Regions from separate parts of the Homo sapiens genome. Here region 2 is linked to region 1. Evidence: chromatin contacts called from ENCODE Hi-C or POLR2A ChIA-PET data. All regions are on one chromosome and are shown on one strand. Each heading gives the region's core, a stretch centred on a gene start or an enhancer-like site at or near the end of the contact. The rest is flanking DNA. Distances are from core to core; before and after follow the strand shown.

Evidence for each region. Hi-C counts contacts between places; a loop is a spot of excess contacts on that map. ChIA-PET counts read pairs that join two places held with the same protein, here RNA polymerase II (POLR2A). Pooled maps may share reads with other maps.
Region 2: a loop to region 1 is called in a pooled map, with 2.2 times the contacts of the local background. The contact joins the enhancer-like site here to the promoter of OCA2 in region 1. A Hi-C loop is called at or near these places in 1 of 168 maps with a recorded cell type or tissue (CD4-positive, alpha-beta T cell) and 1 of 50 pooled maps. POLR2A ChIA-PET finds 5 or more read pairs at or near these places in 1 of 52 experiments (WTC11).

The regions. Positions count from the first base shown.
Region 1 is chr15:28,094,923-28,101,505 of GRCh38, reverse strand. OCA2 (OCA2 melanosomal transmembrane protein) reads left to right here and starts at 2,191. Exons shown (of 24, transcript NM_000275.3): 1 at 2,191-2,282. RefSeq lists an enhancer at 2,244-2,896.
Region 2 is chr15:29,101,514-29,108,993 of GRCh38, reverse strand. It overlaps APBA2 (amyloid beta precursor protein binding family A member 2), which reads right to left. Exons shown (of 15, transcript NM_001353788.2): 10 at 7,210-7,395; 11 at 3,436-3,615; 12 at 2,175-2,387; 13 at 605-724. Among named protein-coding and RNA genes, the nearest start is that of NSMCE3, 160 kb to the left of the region's middle. Within about 2 kb of position 5,058, at least 4 of the 41 ENCODE cell types and tissues checked have a DNase peak (open chromatin) inside an H3K27ac peak, as active enhancers do.

The sequences.
Region 1 (6,583 bases), core at 942-3,441:
CAGGCAACACTCACTCTCAGCCACCAGGAAAGGAAACCCCATCTGGCCCTGAGGGTCAATCAACCAAGGGGACTGATTGACGGCAGCTAAGAAGCCCAGAGACAGTGAGCATGTGGCTGTGCTGGGTGTGGGTGCCTGTCGGCTCGCGGGGGGGCTTTGTCACCCCTCAGCTGCCGCCAGGGCTGGGACACATAGATTTGGCTCACCCGAGCCAGTCCCTGGCATGGAAGTTGGGTTTCCTCCATTACTGTGGCCACTCAGGGTCTATCCCTGGAGCTGGGGTAGGGTTGCTCCTTCCCCATACATTCAGCAGTTACACAAAAACAACTGTGACCTGCAAGGCACAGAGAGCCACACGCTTGGCCGCAGCTGTCCTGCTGGCGTTTCAAAGCCCGCATTTCGACAGATCTGCGTGCACACCAAGAGCCTTCTGCCCACTCAGGGAGCCTCCCCCGGGCTCTGTGCCCCAGCCCCTTCCCGCCCTGTAACAGTGTCCCTGAGGCACTGGGAGGGGAGCAGGTGCAGTGATGAGCGAGGAGGAGACAGTATTTCTGGGACGGGAACTGGTGCATCGGTGGTCACAGGCTCCCTGGAGCCGCCATCCCACAAGGATGGGGGTCACCATGCAGGCTGCTTGCCAGCCATATCCACACCTAACGCACACGGCGGTCTGAACTGAGGGGTCTGCACATGCGACAGTGAATGTGGTCTCAGAGATCTCGGGCTCTCCTGCTGTCAGGGCCCTGGCTGGGAACTTCAGTGTCCTGGAGCCTGCCATGCCGAGGACATCCTCGGTCCCTGCTACCAGGGCAACCCCTGGCCCACCCTGTGGCTGTGCAATGTGCTCTGTTATAAGGCATGAGATCTCTTTCAGCTCTGCTGTTACACTGTGGATGGAGCCTCTTACTTCCTGCCAATTCCTGTGCAGGGCCTGGCCACTGCAGCTGTGTGTGTGTCTGTAGCTGTGTTGTCTCCATGTGTTTGTGCGTGTATCTGTGTGTGTGTCTGTATCTGTGTGTGTATCTGTGTGTGTCTGTGCGTATATCTGTGTTTGTATATCTGTATATGTGTATCTGCGTGTGTGTCTGTGCATGTATCTGTGTGTGTGTCTGTATGTGTCTATGTATCTGTGTATCTCTGTGTCTGCGTATCTGTGTGTCTGTGTATCTCTGTGTGTAGATCTCTGTATCTGTGTGTATCTGTGCATGTGTGTATCTGTGTGTCTGTATCTGTGTGCCTGTGTATATCTGTGTCTGTGTATCTCTGTGTGTGTCCGTGTGTGTATCTGTGTGTGTCTCTGTATCTCTGTATCTGTATGTATCTCTGTATCTGTATCTGTGTGTCTGTACCTGTGTCTGTGTATCTGTGTCTGAGTATCTGTATATATTTGTGTGTGTCTGTGTATCTGTGTCTGTGTGTATATCTGTGTATCTGTGTGTATCTCTGTGCCTGTGTGTGTGTCTCTGTGTATCTGTGCATGTGTCTGTGTGTATCTGTGTATGTGTGTCTGTGTATCTGCATGTGTCCTTGTGTGTCATCTGTGTATCTGTGTCCTGTATCTGTGTGTCTGTGTATTGCTGTGTCTCTGTGTGTGTCTCTGTGTATGTGTATCTGTGTATCTGTGTCTGTGTATATCGTGTCTATCTCTGTATCTGTGTGTGTGTCTGTGTGTATCTGTGTGTGTCTGTGTATCTGTGTGTGTCTGTGTATCTCGTGTGTGTGTCTGTGCTGCAGGAGGGGCTGTCGGCAAGTGTAACCTTGGCGTCCTAGCTGGAGGGCCTCTCAGTGCCCGCTGGGAGAGCTCTGAAGGGAACAGAATGTTCACTGAGCATTTCCCCGTTCTTGTTCATAGGGAAAAGCCTGTCCGCAGTCCTGGGCCGCCTCTTTAGAGGTAAAGCTGGAAACTATCCCCGCGGAGAGCGCTGTCGGGGACGCCGGGGCGGCGTGGCCTTAGACGGAGCTGCTCTCAGCCCGCGCCGCCGGGGGCTGGGGAGCTGAGGGGCCGGGGGTGCGGAGCGGGCGAGCTGTGGGCGGGGCCATGTGGGCAGCTTTGTGGGCGTGGCCGGGAGGGGCGTGCTACGGGCGTGGCCGCACTGTGGGCGGGGCCGAGTGGGGAGTGCTGTGGGCGGGGCCGGGCCGGGGGCGTGCCTGGGTGGGGGACCCGCTGCGGGAGCGCCGAGCTCCCTCTGAGTTCTTACTTCGAAGGCTGTGCTCCGCTCACCATCCAGAGCGGAGGTGCGGACCTTAAACTCACTCCTGGAGAAAGATCTGCAAGTGCGCAGGTAAAGTGCACGTGCTCCGCGGTCGGGAGGAAGGAGGCGAGGAGCCAGACTAGCCTGGGAACAGGCAGGGAGGGTTTACACAGCCCCGGCTGAGTCGCGGCTTAGGAAGCAAGGCAAGTTCCCCTAAAGGTTAGTGTGCACAGACGGGTGCGACGGAGCCGACCTAGCGCGGCTGAGTCCGCCTGGGCCTGCAGCAGCTGCCCCCTGAGCACCCCCTCCGGCTCTCTGCCAGGCGACCCAGGAAAAAGTCGCCCCCTGGTGGGCCATGAGGTCATGGGTGGGGGGAGTTTGGAAAGGTTCAGACAGCAAATGTTCCACTTGAACTCCAGGGCAGCATCTGGCACTGCGGGGCCTCCTAGCCATGAGCCGTGGTCAGGCGTTTCCTTAGAATGGAATGCACTGGAGTGAAAACACTAAATCCCTCAAAGCTGCTTCTCTTTACTGTGGTCACACACAGTGAAATCAATGGGCATTAGTGCAGCTAGCTCTTTTCAAGGACACAATGTTAAGCACAGGAAGCCTGGTATGTGGACGCTCTGGGTTTGCAGAACCAGGCAGGGGCCAGGGGCTCAGGACAAGTGCCCGGTGCTCCCTTCCCATTGGGCGAATCAGAGCCTGGGGCCCGGCGGTGAAGCTCCCCAGGTGACTCTAATGTGCAGTGCACTTTGAGGAGCACTACTTAGACCAATGTGACAGTCTACAATGTGTAGATTTAGGGTGAGTGATTCTGAGGAAAAGAAACCCGAGGCTGTTAGCAGTTGTGGGCAGCTGCTGTCTACCTAAACCAGCTGCGGTTTGCTTGCTTGGTGAGCCTGAGCTTCGCGGGGCGGGCATGGCATCTGCCATCCAGGACCCTGGGACGGGGCCTGCCAGGGCAAGGAGCTGAGCATTGAACGCATCTGGGGATAACTATCTCTCATAGAAGAACTAATGAGGATTGAACCTGAACACAGAGATGAAAGAGCTGAGTAGACTGCAAAGAATTGCACAAAAACTGCTTGTTCTGCAAATTTAGTTTACAACAATTTGAGTGCAGTTCACATTGGTGTAATGTGATTTAGGATCATAAGTCCCTAAAGTTTCATTACACTGATGAAAAGCAAATGCCTATACTGTTCTTGTTTTATGAGAAGAACGCAACCTCCAGCCCCTGGAGCAGCTGAGATCTGAGGATATCAGGAATACCAGGAATGGGGAGGTCCTGGCTGTCCCTGGAAACCCAGCGGCATGACACCTGTGTCACCTGGGTCCCCGTTTCTATGCTGGAGTGGCAGGCAGCAAGGAAATATTTTGAGTTTGAGGCCATATGCATTTTGGAAAGATCACTGTGGCTGGGGGGTTGGGAGCAGCTGGGGAGTTGAAGAAAGCCACTGCCAAGGCCTTCCCACTGAGTGTGGTTGCCAGGCCGGGGCAGGGAAGCACTGGTGAGCTGCAGGGGGGATTCCCAGTTGGTGATGGGTGATGGATGGTGGGATCAGTGGGCCCCTGGGAAAGGCCAGGTGTGGCTTCAGCACTCTGGGAGTTTTGGGTACCTTTATGTCTAGGGACACAAAGAGGTAGATGGACACAGTGGTTTGAGCTGCAGAAGAGAGTTGGGCGGCCACCTGTCCACAGGTGAGGATGAGGTTTCTTGGGAGAGTAGAGAGAAAGGGGAGGCTTTTAACTGTTAGTAGTGGAAAGATGGCTTGCAATGGAGATAAAGGCTACCACAGAGGGGAGGAAAGCCCAGAGCCTGGAGGCCAGGGGGCAGGATCTGGGGCAGGGGCTGACCCAGTGTGGCATTCTCCATATGCTGGAAATGTGAGAAGAGACTCCACAAGCCGGAGCTCCCTCAGCTCCTTGGGGCCGCTGGCTCTACCAGCTCACTCGCTGGTTGTTGGGTTTCCGCAGTTTCCATTTGGGGTTCTGTCACTGACCTGCAGGCAGCCGGCTTGTCGCGGGCTGTGGCTCTTGCGCCGGCCACCCGCGGGACCCGCGCAGTTTCGGCGGAGCGCGGCGGGGTCCGTGTGGGTCCGACCCGTGGGGAGGTGTGGCTGGCGCGCCTGTGCTCTCGGCCCGGCCACCCACTGAGGCGCCAGGAGGCGCATTCCGCAGGGCGGCGGGGAGCAGGTCCGGTGTTTCGAGGAGCATGGGACACAGTTTCCAAGCTGGCCTGCAGGATGGGCGAAGGGACACCGAACTACAGCGGCACAGCGCCGGGCCAAACTGCCCGCAGCTGGGGTAGCAGAGGAGGCTTGCGGCAGCGGCGCCGCGGGGAGGGGTCCTGGCCCCGGGCTGGGAGCGGGGCTGGGCGGCCGCGTGCCCGGCTGCGCGTTTGCTGGCGCTGCTCGTTTCTCCCCGAGAGGTGCGCCTGGCCTGCCGCGGGGCCGCCAGTCCCGGGGGGCCCTGCGAACGCGGCCCTCGGCAGAGCCCACCCGCGGCCTCCCGAGGCCCTCTCCCGGGCCCCGCCCCTCCTCCCAGGCTGGAAGGAGGCGTACTCTTTCAAACAAGAACAGAAAACGGATGGAAAGCCACGATGTTTGGCTTAACGTTCTAGAAGCTTTTAACCAAGTTCACATGTTGAAAAATCCACCTGAAGGGATATACGGTCACACTCGCGGTCTCGGTCCAGGCCCGAAGTGGGGTGGGGGCACCGCACCCTACACTGCCCTCAGCGGGACACCCCTGTCTCAGCCCAGGACCGGCTGAGGAGGAGGCTGACCCCTGGACGGGCTTCTTCAGGCCTTCTTGGCCGCAGGGCTTCTCCTGCCCCCTCCCTGGGATCCGGGAACTAGAAGGAATGCTTCAAATGCAACGGTCACAGCATCGCTCCTGCGGACACCGCCAGGCTCCCGAGACACGGCTACGCCTCCGGCTCACAGTCACGCCCGACACAGACAGACCACCTCCAACGAAAAGCCACGCCCCCGGAGACACGACCACACCTCGGAGACAGGCCATGCCCCCGGAGACACTACCAAGCCCCAGAGACACGACCACGCCCCAGGAGACACAACCACGCCCCGGAGACAAGCCATGCCCCCAGAGACACGGCCACGCCTTGGAGACAAGCCACGCCCCCGAGACCAGCCACCTCCCGGAGACACGACCACGCCCCGGAGACAAGCTACGCCCCCGGAGACACATTGACGCCTTTGCAGACGCAGCCAGGCCCCCGGAGAGAAGGGCCGTGCTCCGAGAGACACAGCCATGCCCTGTGGACCCAGCCAGGCCCCTGCAAGCATAGCCAGGGGCGGTTTCTCGCTCAGAGGGACGCCTTGGGGCTGAGCAGCGCATTAGGGACGATTTGGGGCCAAGCAGCGCTTTGTGGGGAGGGGAGCGTTCAGTGACGGGTGTTTTCTCTGGATGTTAGACACTGTCCACCAGAGGGGAGTTGGCTGCAGAGGGACTGCCTTTCAACAGCCAAATTTTCACCTCAGCGCCTAAACCTGGTGCTTCTCGTTCCTTGCCGGTATTATGTCAGATATTTAAAGAACTCGAAGAACAATGTTCTTTTTTTTTTTTTTTTGAGACAGTTTCGTTCTTGTTGTCCAGGCTGGAGTGCAATGGCGCCATCTCGGCTCACCGTCACCTCCACCTCCCTGGTTCAAGCGGTTCTCCTGCCTCAGCCTCCCGAGTAGCTGGGATTACAGGCACGCGCCACCACGCCCGGCTAATTTTTGTATTTTTAGTAGAGACGGGGTTTCTCCATGTTGGTCAGCCTGGTCACGAACTCCTGACCTCAAGTGATCCGTCCGCCTTGGTCTTTCAAATTGCTGGGATTACAGGTGTGAGCCACCGCGCCCGGCCACAATGTTCTTAAGATTTACGAAGAAGCTGTTTTCCACACGCTGTTGATCGCCGCCACTGTGAAGTCGGCGTGCGGCGCCTGCTGCCGGCTGTCGTTTCACAGGGGCGGGGTGGGAGGGCCGCGGTCCCCCGGGCGCACCCGGGCGGGGAGTGCGCAGGGCGGCCTGGCTGGGCCACTCCTGCCCTCCCGCCGGGCGCCAACCGGGGATCCGCCAGCTCGAGCTCTGCTCCGAGTCCCGCAGACCCACCATGCCCGGAGCACTCAGCCGTGCGGCCACGGGCGTGCCAGTACCAGCGGGAAAGGCCGGGGCTGCCTGGACCTGGGCAGGAGGCGGTGACCCGGCCTAGCTTGAGCGCCGGCAGCACCGCTCTCTTGGCTGCTGCTCATTCACACCCGCAGGCCTGGAGCCTTTTCTTGGGCCGAGCAGGTGACCCAGGCTCCTGTACGCAGTGGAGAAGGGCCCAGGCGTGGAACGCCGTCCCCTTCCCGGCAGGGCAGGTGTCAGGACCAC
Region 2 (7,480 bases), core at 3,809-6,308, 1.0 Mb before region 1:
GCCAGTCAAATGCAGGTCAGTGAGAGGGTGGAAACTCTGGGCTAAAGAACTCTGGCCTGGGGAACTGGTACAGGTTTTTGGCCAGAACCACACTCACTCAAGCCCAGCATCACCTCCTCCAGGCAGCACTCCTGCCTTCCCATTGCCTGGTACAAAGCCTAACACAGAGCAGGTACTTCACAAATGTCTGCTGAATGGCTGAGTGAACAAGCGAATGATGAGTACATGAATGAATGAATGAGTGAACGTCTGTTTGTTGAGCACAGTAAGTGATGCCACAATTGGTTGTGTCCAAGCTACAGTGGCTGGTGAAGTCTGCTGCCCTCCCTCCAAAGCAGGGGACAACCACCATGGGGACAAGGGAGCCTGGGAAAGGCTGGAGGGGCCCAATCCACGGCCATGCCCTGGCCCTCCCCTTCTAGCCAGGACCTCCCAGAGAGCCATGGAAAGTTCCTGCCCCAGGTGGCCTGGCTGTGGGCAGCTGCAACCACAGGCCAGGTCCTACCAGGCTGCCAGACATAGCCTGCCCCATTGGACGGGAGCTGCTCCCCCTCCCTGGGCCCTGCAGTGGTGGTGGTGGCCCAGAGCAGGAGGGGGAACTCACAATTCCATTCTGCACGCTGAAGCCCAGCTGGTACTTGAGGTCTGGCCGCTTGATAAGGACCGTGGTGACCGGGGGACAGCTGACAATGTTGAGCTTCACCTGTGTCTGGTTCTTCAGGCCCTGCAGAGCACGGGGACAGGAGTCACAGGCTGGGCCTTAGACATCAAGCCTGACCCAGGATGAGCGAGGCTGGCAGGGTGGTGGAGGCCGGGGGCAGTGAGAACACACAATGGGAGAGGCAGGCAGTCCCCTCTCAGCCTCGGTAGCCCCTCTGTGCAGCGGGGACAAGCCTCGCCCTGGCCCTTACCAGAGCTACCAGGTTTCCAGGGCAGCACTGCGCCCTCTGTCCCACCATGCGCAGGGTGCCTCTGCCCTGGGGAAGATTAGCCACTGCAGGAGCGAGCCCAGGTTCTGAGTGCCACTGGGCAGAACCAACGCACCTGGCACCAGGTCACCCTCAGGGTGTCGAGGGGGCCATCATCATGCCGAATTCGGGACAGCTTCCTACGGAAGGATGTGGAGACACCTTCCTCAAAACCCAATGCCCTCCAAGGACGGACCTCCTGCAGGGCAGGGAGTGACCACACAGCAAATCTCTGTGAGTGAGGACGCAATTGTCAGCGGGTGCGCCAGGCCGCCGGGGTCCGGTGGGGGTGAGGAGGCACAGGGAGGAACCCAAGCCTCCACCTGGGAGCTGCAGCCCTGGGAGGGGGGGCCTCAACTGCTGAGCCCTCTGGTGCCACTGGTGGAGGCCTCTCCCATGTCTCTCTGTGTGGCTGCCCATCGGGCAGACGCTCTGCCGGGCCAGCTCCGAGAGCCAGTCTATGGGATGCTCTGGCCTGGGGAATGCCCTTCATCTCTCATGCCGAACAAAGAGGAGGAAGGCGCTTCCTCCAGCACCAAGACCACAGCAGGGTGGGGAGGAACATGCCACAGAGGGCTGGGGGCCAGGCCACAGCTGGGTCACAAGAGCCGCCAGCAGCAGGCAGAACCCATTCCTTCGCAGGCGGCCAGTGTGAAGGCCCCCACCCTAGCTGCCGGTGACCCTTCTGCCTGACCCCTCACAGCGACAGGCAGCACCTCCCAAAGCTGCAAGCTCACGAGTCTGACGGTCAGGGTGGCCTCCTTACTTAAGGGAACCTGCGTCCCAGAACCCAACCCATGCAGGGTGCCCCACCTCCCCAGCCCACCAGCACTGAGGGGGTTTCCCAGAAGCCGGACTTTCAGTGCTAACCTGGCAAAGTCCCAGGCAAAGCAGGATAAGCTGGTCACCCTATACTCACTGGTTCTTGGGCCCTTGCCCAGGGCCACATGGCTCGGTACAGGGCTCAGACAACCCCTCCCTTCCCACCCCAGGCCAGCCCGGGTCCACCTCTGATTCAGACATGGGGAATGGTCTTGAGTTCAAATTCTGATACCATCATCGACCAGTCACCGGGTGGGTCTCCCTGGGCCTCAGTTTCCCCATGGGTGAAGTGGGGATTGCAGTGAAGTGGGGATTGCAGCAAAGTGGGGATGAAGTGAGGCAGGGTTGAGGTGACCCCTGGGCGGAGGATCCCAGGGTGCCTACCTTGATGATGCCTTGGCAGGTGGCGAGGGGCAGCCCCACCAGGCTGGTGCCATTGATGGACATGATCTGGTCCCCGATGCTCAGCTTCCCCGAGCGGGCAGCCGGGCCGCCATTCATCATGTTGGCCAGGATCACCGTGGGCAGGATGGAGCCCCAGCCCGACTCCACCACCACCACGCCCAGGATCTCGCCCTTGTGCTTCTCCAGCTGCAGCTGCAAAGGGATCAGCAGTGTGAGAGGGGCTGGCGGCAAGGACCGAGGCCTCTGCCAAGGACCCACAGGAGGATGAGGCTGACCCTGTCCTGGCACATCCCGCCCTGCCCTGGGATCCAAGGCTGGCTCATCTCAGCCAGGAGAGGTCTTGGGCTGGGAGCCCTGCCCACCCACCCCCAGCCTCACCCCAGTCTGGCTCCCACACCTTCCTGGGGTCCACCCAGCAATCCTGGGAACCTGGAAGCACAGACCCCCTATCCCCACCCGTGCCTGGCATTGACCCCAACCCCACCCGTGCCCAACACTGACCTTCCCACCCCAAGCAGGGCTCCAGTGTCCTGGTTCCTGCTCCTTCCACACCCACAGAGGCCAGAGGAATGTTCTCAGGCTCCCATACCCATATCCTGCCCCCGGCCTTCACTCTTGTTGGAAAAGTCCTTCTACTTTTATTTCCTCTCAAAGGTCACTGTCTCAGAAACTGCCTGGAATGTCTTCAGCAAGAAACCAGGATCATGCATTCACCCATTCAACAAGCAGCAGAGACCATCCACTCATCCACAGCAGACACAATCATTCAGCCATTTAACAAACAGTCCAGGTATGGGCCATCCCCAGGGAATTTGCTCCTCTGCCCATAAGAACTTTCCAAAGTCCCCTGGGGGAAGCCACTGGGACCAGCTAAGGCCTCTGCTACTGGTGGCTTCCAGCCTCCTCTGCCAGAGCCCCCAGGCTCCCTTTAGAGATGCCACATGCTTTTCAGAAATATCTCCTGGGTGCTGAGTGCTGGTTGATGATAATAGCAGCATTAAAAGGCGCATTTTCGAGGTCATTAAAGCTGACTGTAATCAGCTTCTTTGTTACAAACACCTCATTTCACACCCAAGTGCTCAGCTGGAAGGCAGGAGCGAGGTGCACATTCCGGGCCCCACTGGAGTCTGATAGGAAGGCAAGGGTGTGCGTGAGGACCCCGGGAAGGCTCGCTCTGCAGGAGCTCAGGGAGCAGAAGCTGGCAAATGTGGCCTCCCTGAGGCTGGTGGGTGTGGCTTACCTCCTTGCAGTTCTCCGAGTTTGAGAAGTGGATGAGGTCGTCGTTGTACATCTCCTGGGTGTTGATGATGTCGCTGTATTCCTTCTGGCTCAAGTCTTCGGGGTTGATGCCATTGGCTCGCAGGAACTCCTGGTAGGCCACGCTGAAGGCCTGGCCGATAGACTGGGCGATGAGCTGGGCCTGTGCAGAGGGCAGGCCAGCTGGAGACAGGCACGTGGCACAGGCTCCCCGCAGCCTCCTCAGCAGGGGGCTGCGGCAGGGCTGGGTGCAGGATGCACCCATAAGCCTTCAAGGGAGCCCTTGCTCGGGCTTAGAAGAACAAGAAAGAAACTGGGGGCCCTCCCTCATCTGATGAAGGCTGTCTCCCACCAGCACTCCACCGTGAGCGAACCCCAGTGTTGCCCTGAACCCCAAAGGGTCTACTCCTGACTGTCCCTGCCTAAGCTGTGGCACGGCCCAGATGCTCCAGGTCAAAGCTGTTTCAAAGAAAGTCTGGGACAACAATGAATTATTTACTACATGTCATATTTTTGTTGCTTTTTTTTTCTTTCGAGATGAGGTCTGGCTCTGTTGCCCAGACTGGAGTGGGAATGTAGGTGAGCACAACCACATCCAGCTAATTAAAAAAAGTTTTCTTGTAGAGATAGGGGTCTTGCCATATTGCCCAGGCTGGTCTCAAACTCCTGGACATAAGTGATCCTCCTGCCTTGGCCTCCCAAACTGTTGGCATTGCAGGTGTGAGCCACTGCACCTGACCCCATCTGTATTTCCTTTCCACTCATCTGATGCCGAAAATGGACTTTCAGTGTGTTTTCCGGGAGCATCGTGCTGCTAGTTGTCTACCCCGCATGTATTTATCGGTAGCAACAGAACCCAGTGCCCACTGGAGGCAGAGGGTGTGCCTGGCTGCTCTTCTAGGGATGTGTGGCTGTGCCAGGCCAGGCCTGCAAGACATGAGACCTGGGACTCCACACAGGCCCCATGAAGCACGTCACTTCTTTCTACTTCCGCTGAGCTGCTTCAGTGGACATCACCGACTCTGACATGGCAAAGGCCTGGACACTGAAACAGCACTCAGGGCCTGGCCGGCCGCCTGCTGGTGCGCAGACAGGAGACAGTGGGAGGTGAGGGCTGTACTGAGCTCCCGGAGCTCGCCAAGCAGGCTGGCAGCTGTGCAGCCCTGGGAGCGCGGCGGGGCTCTTGGCGGCCTTGGTGACGCCTCAGCCCACAGCGGGGCCTCCCGCCAGGCTCTGGGCTGTGTGAGCCCTCCTTATGCGCTGTCCTGCTCCTCACGTGCCTCCCCAACTGCCCTCAAGGGGGTCCTGCACGGGCGCCCCCAGCAAACTCCTACTCAACAGGATCCCAAAACAGGTGAAAACAAGGGCTTTGGCCTCAATTCCCTTCCCACTCTCCACGTGGCAGGATGTAAGAGCAGCAGATGAATGTATGCATTGGGAAAGACAAGCTGGGCCGGATTAGAAGCGCGCAGCAGGCGGCCTGCCCTCCAGCAGGCGTGGAACTGCCCTCCCTGACGGGCCCTAAGCCGTTTCCAGGACTTGCCGGTTCCCACGCCCAGCATCTCTGCCGCGCGCACAGACCCAGCTGGAGGCGCGACGCCCGGGGACCGCCAGATGGCGCCGCCGGGCTGGCCTGCGGAGTTGGCGAGCTGATGGGGCTCGGCAGGAGGGCCGGGGGCAGCGCCCGCGCAGGAGAGGGTCGGGCCTTTGGGAAGAGCGGAGGGCGGCCCCCAGGCCTCTGCTTCTGTCTCCGCCTGACGAGGCCACCTGGCTGGGAAGGACGGCCTGAGAGCCCTGGAGCCCCGGAGGCCCGGCTCCACCACCCACGGCCCTCGGACTCCACTTGGGCTCCCTCGGGCCACCGCCATTCTTCCTCCCCTTGGACGACATCCTCCGCCCCCGCGGAAGCTCCAAGCCCGGGGAGCCGGCTCCGCGGGGCTGCGCCTCCTTCCGGTGTCATCTGGGCCGCTGGTGTGCCGCCAGCCGCCGCCTCCCCGTCACTCCACGCCGGGTACCGGCTGCCTCCTGGGAGGTGTGGGGTTCAGGGGGCTCTCTCTGCGGCTGGCGCTTCAGAGAAGGGGTCGCCCTGCCGGCCCCAACTCGCAGCCAAGCCTGTGGGCGTTCACTGCTGTGAGTCCAGGAGCCCAGCCCAGGCCCCACCTCAGGGCTCAAGCGGCCTCCTGCAAGTGGGCTGTGGGCAGAGCCTGCAGGCGCTGGAGAGGTGGGGAAGAGGAGGCTGCTGTTGCTGGCAGGACCACCCTGCGGCCTCATCTACCCAATACGGCATACCCTGGCTTTAACCCTCCGCATCGGCTGCACCTGGGGGCTCTCAGTGCCCCTTGGAAACTCTCACCAGCTGACTGCCACCCTTCGCCACCGGGCCTGCTCCTGGCCTCATTCCGCCAGTACCTGTGGCCCATCCCCAAGCCAGGTCTCTCACACATCCTCGGCCCTCAGTCACACAGAAATACCCATCCAGGTTTCGAAGGGTCTCCGTGTAGCGGTGGAAGGAATGTGTGAGTGCGCTGTTGAAATGCTCTCTCCCTCCTGTAAATCTGCCATTGCGCCGAAGCACTTCAAGTGGACCCAAGTTCTTAGGAAGAAGATGACTGCGCCAGCCAAAGGTTTGAACCCTGTCTTCAGTTTCCATGCTGTATGTCAGGATCATGACAATATGGGGACCCTTCCCTATTGCCCAGGTCCCTGAGACAGCCTCAAGTCCTTATGTGAAAAAGAACGCCCTGGCCAACTGCCCCTGAAGGATAGATTTTTTTTTTTTTTTGAGACGGAGTTTCACTCTTGTCACCCAGGCTGGAGTGCAATGGCACGATCTCAGCTCACTGCAATCTCCGCCTCCCAGGTTCAAGCAATTCTCCTGCCTCAGCCTCCCACGTAGCTGGGATTACAGGCACGCACCACCAAGCTTGGCTAATTTTTTTGTATCTTTAGTAGAGACTAGGGTTTCGCAATGTTGGCCAGGCTGGTTTTGAACTCCTGACCTCAGGTGATCCACGCACCTCAGCCTCCCAAAAGTGTTGGGATTACAGGCATGAACTACCGTGCCCAGCCATAGATCATATTTTAAAATTTCACTCTGGCAACAGCCACAAAACTGGCTCACCAGCAGCGCCCCCTGCTGGTCTGTGAGTAAGATCAGCCTCCAGGAAGGACAGTTCCTCTCTGAGCTCCCCTCTTGGCCCTGCTGCTCCTTCCTCAGCCCCTCTGTCCCCCTCCAGGCTAAAAACAACACTCTTCTCCAGCCAAGGAGGGAGCCAAAGGGCTTGTGATCTTTTCCTGAGTCTTTGGTATCTTATACTTCAGAATCACTTTTTACTTCCTCTGAAGACCACACGCAAAGGCAGAACTAAGCCTCATGTGCAGATGTGCTTTCTTTATACAGCATGCCAGGGCCATGCGAAAATTTGCATTTTAATAACAAAAGTTATGCAAAGATTAACTTCATTTTTAGTAGAGAAAATGTTTTGTAAAGGGATTTCTTCAAATAGCTCCCTCATATATTTAACCACAACTCAATTTATAAACAGCTCCTGAAGAACCTATTTCAAGAAGTAGAATAAAACTGTATTCACTATCTTTGCAAACCCAAAGAGTATGCAAAAGATCACTGATCCACTGGAAACATCAGTAACAGCATGGAGGCTTTCCACCTGAGGGTGGTTTCCACAGCGCCTGGATCCTGGAGCCGCCCTGGGCTGTGAACTTTGGGAGGGGAGTGCCCTGGCAAGGGCTTACTTACATCCTCCGACTCGAACACATGGCAGATCATCTTATACTGCTTCTTGCCTTCCTGGGCCCCGGGCGTGGTCTCGATGCAGTCCTGAGAGGCTGACCGGGGCATGCGGCGTCTGGCCATCAGCACTACAATGTTCCCAATGTCGGCGATGTAGGAGATGGTACGCAAGGCGTGGTCCATCATGGTTTCCTGTCGGGAGGGAGACAGTGCCACGTCAGGGAACACTACTGGGACAATCCATTGAAAAGTACTCCAGGGCTGGGCATGGTGGCTC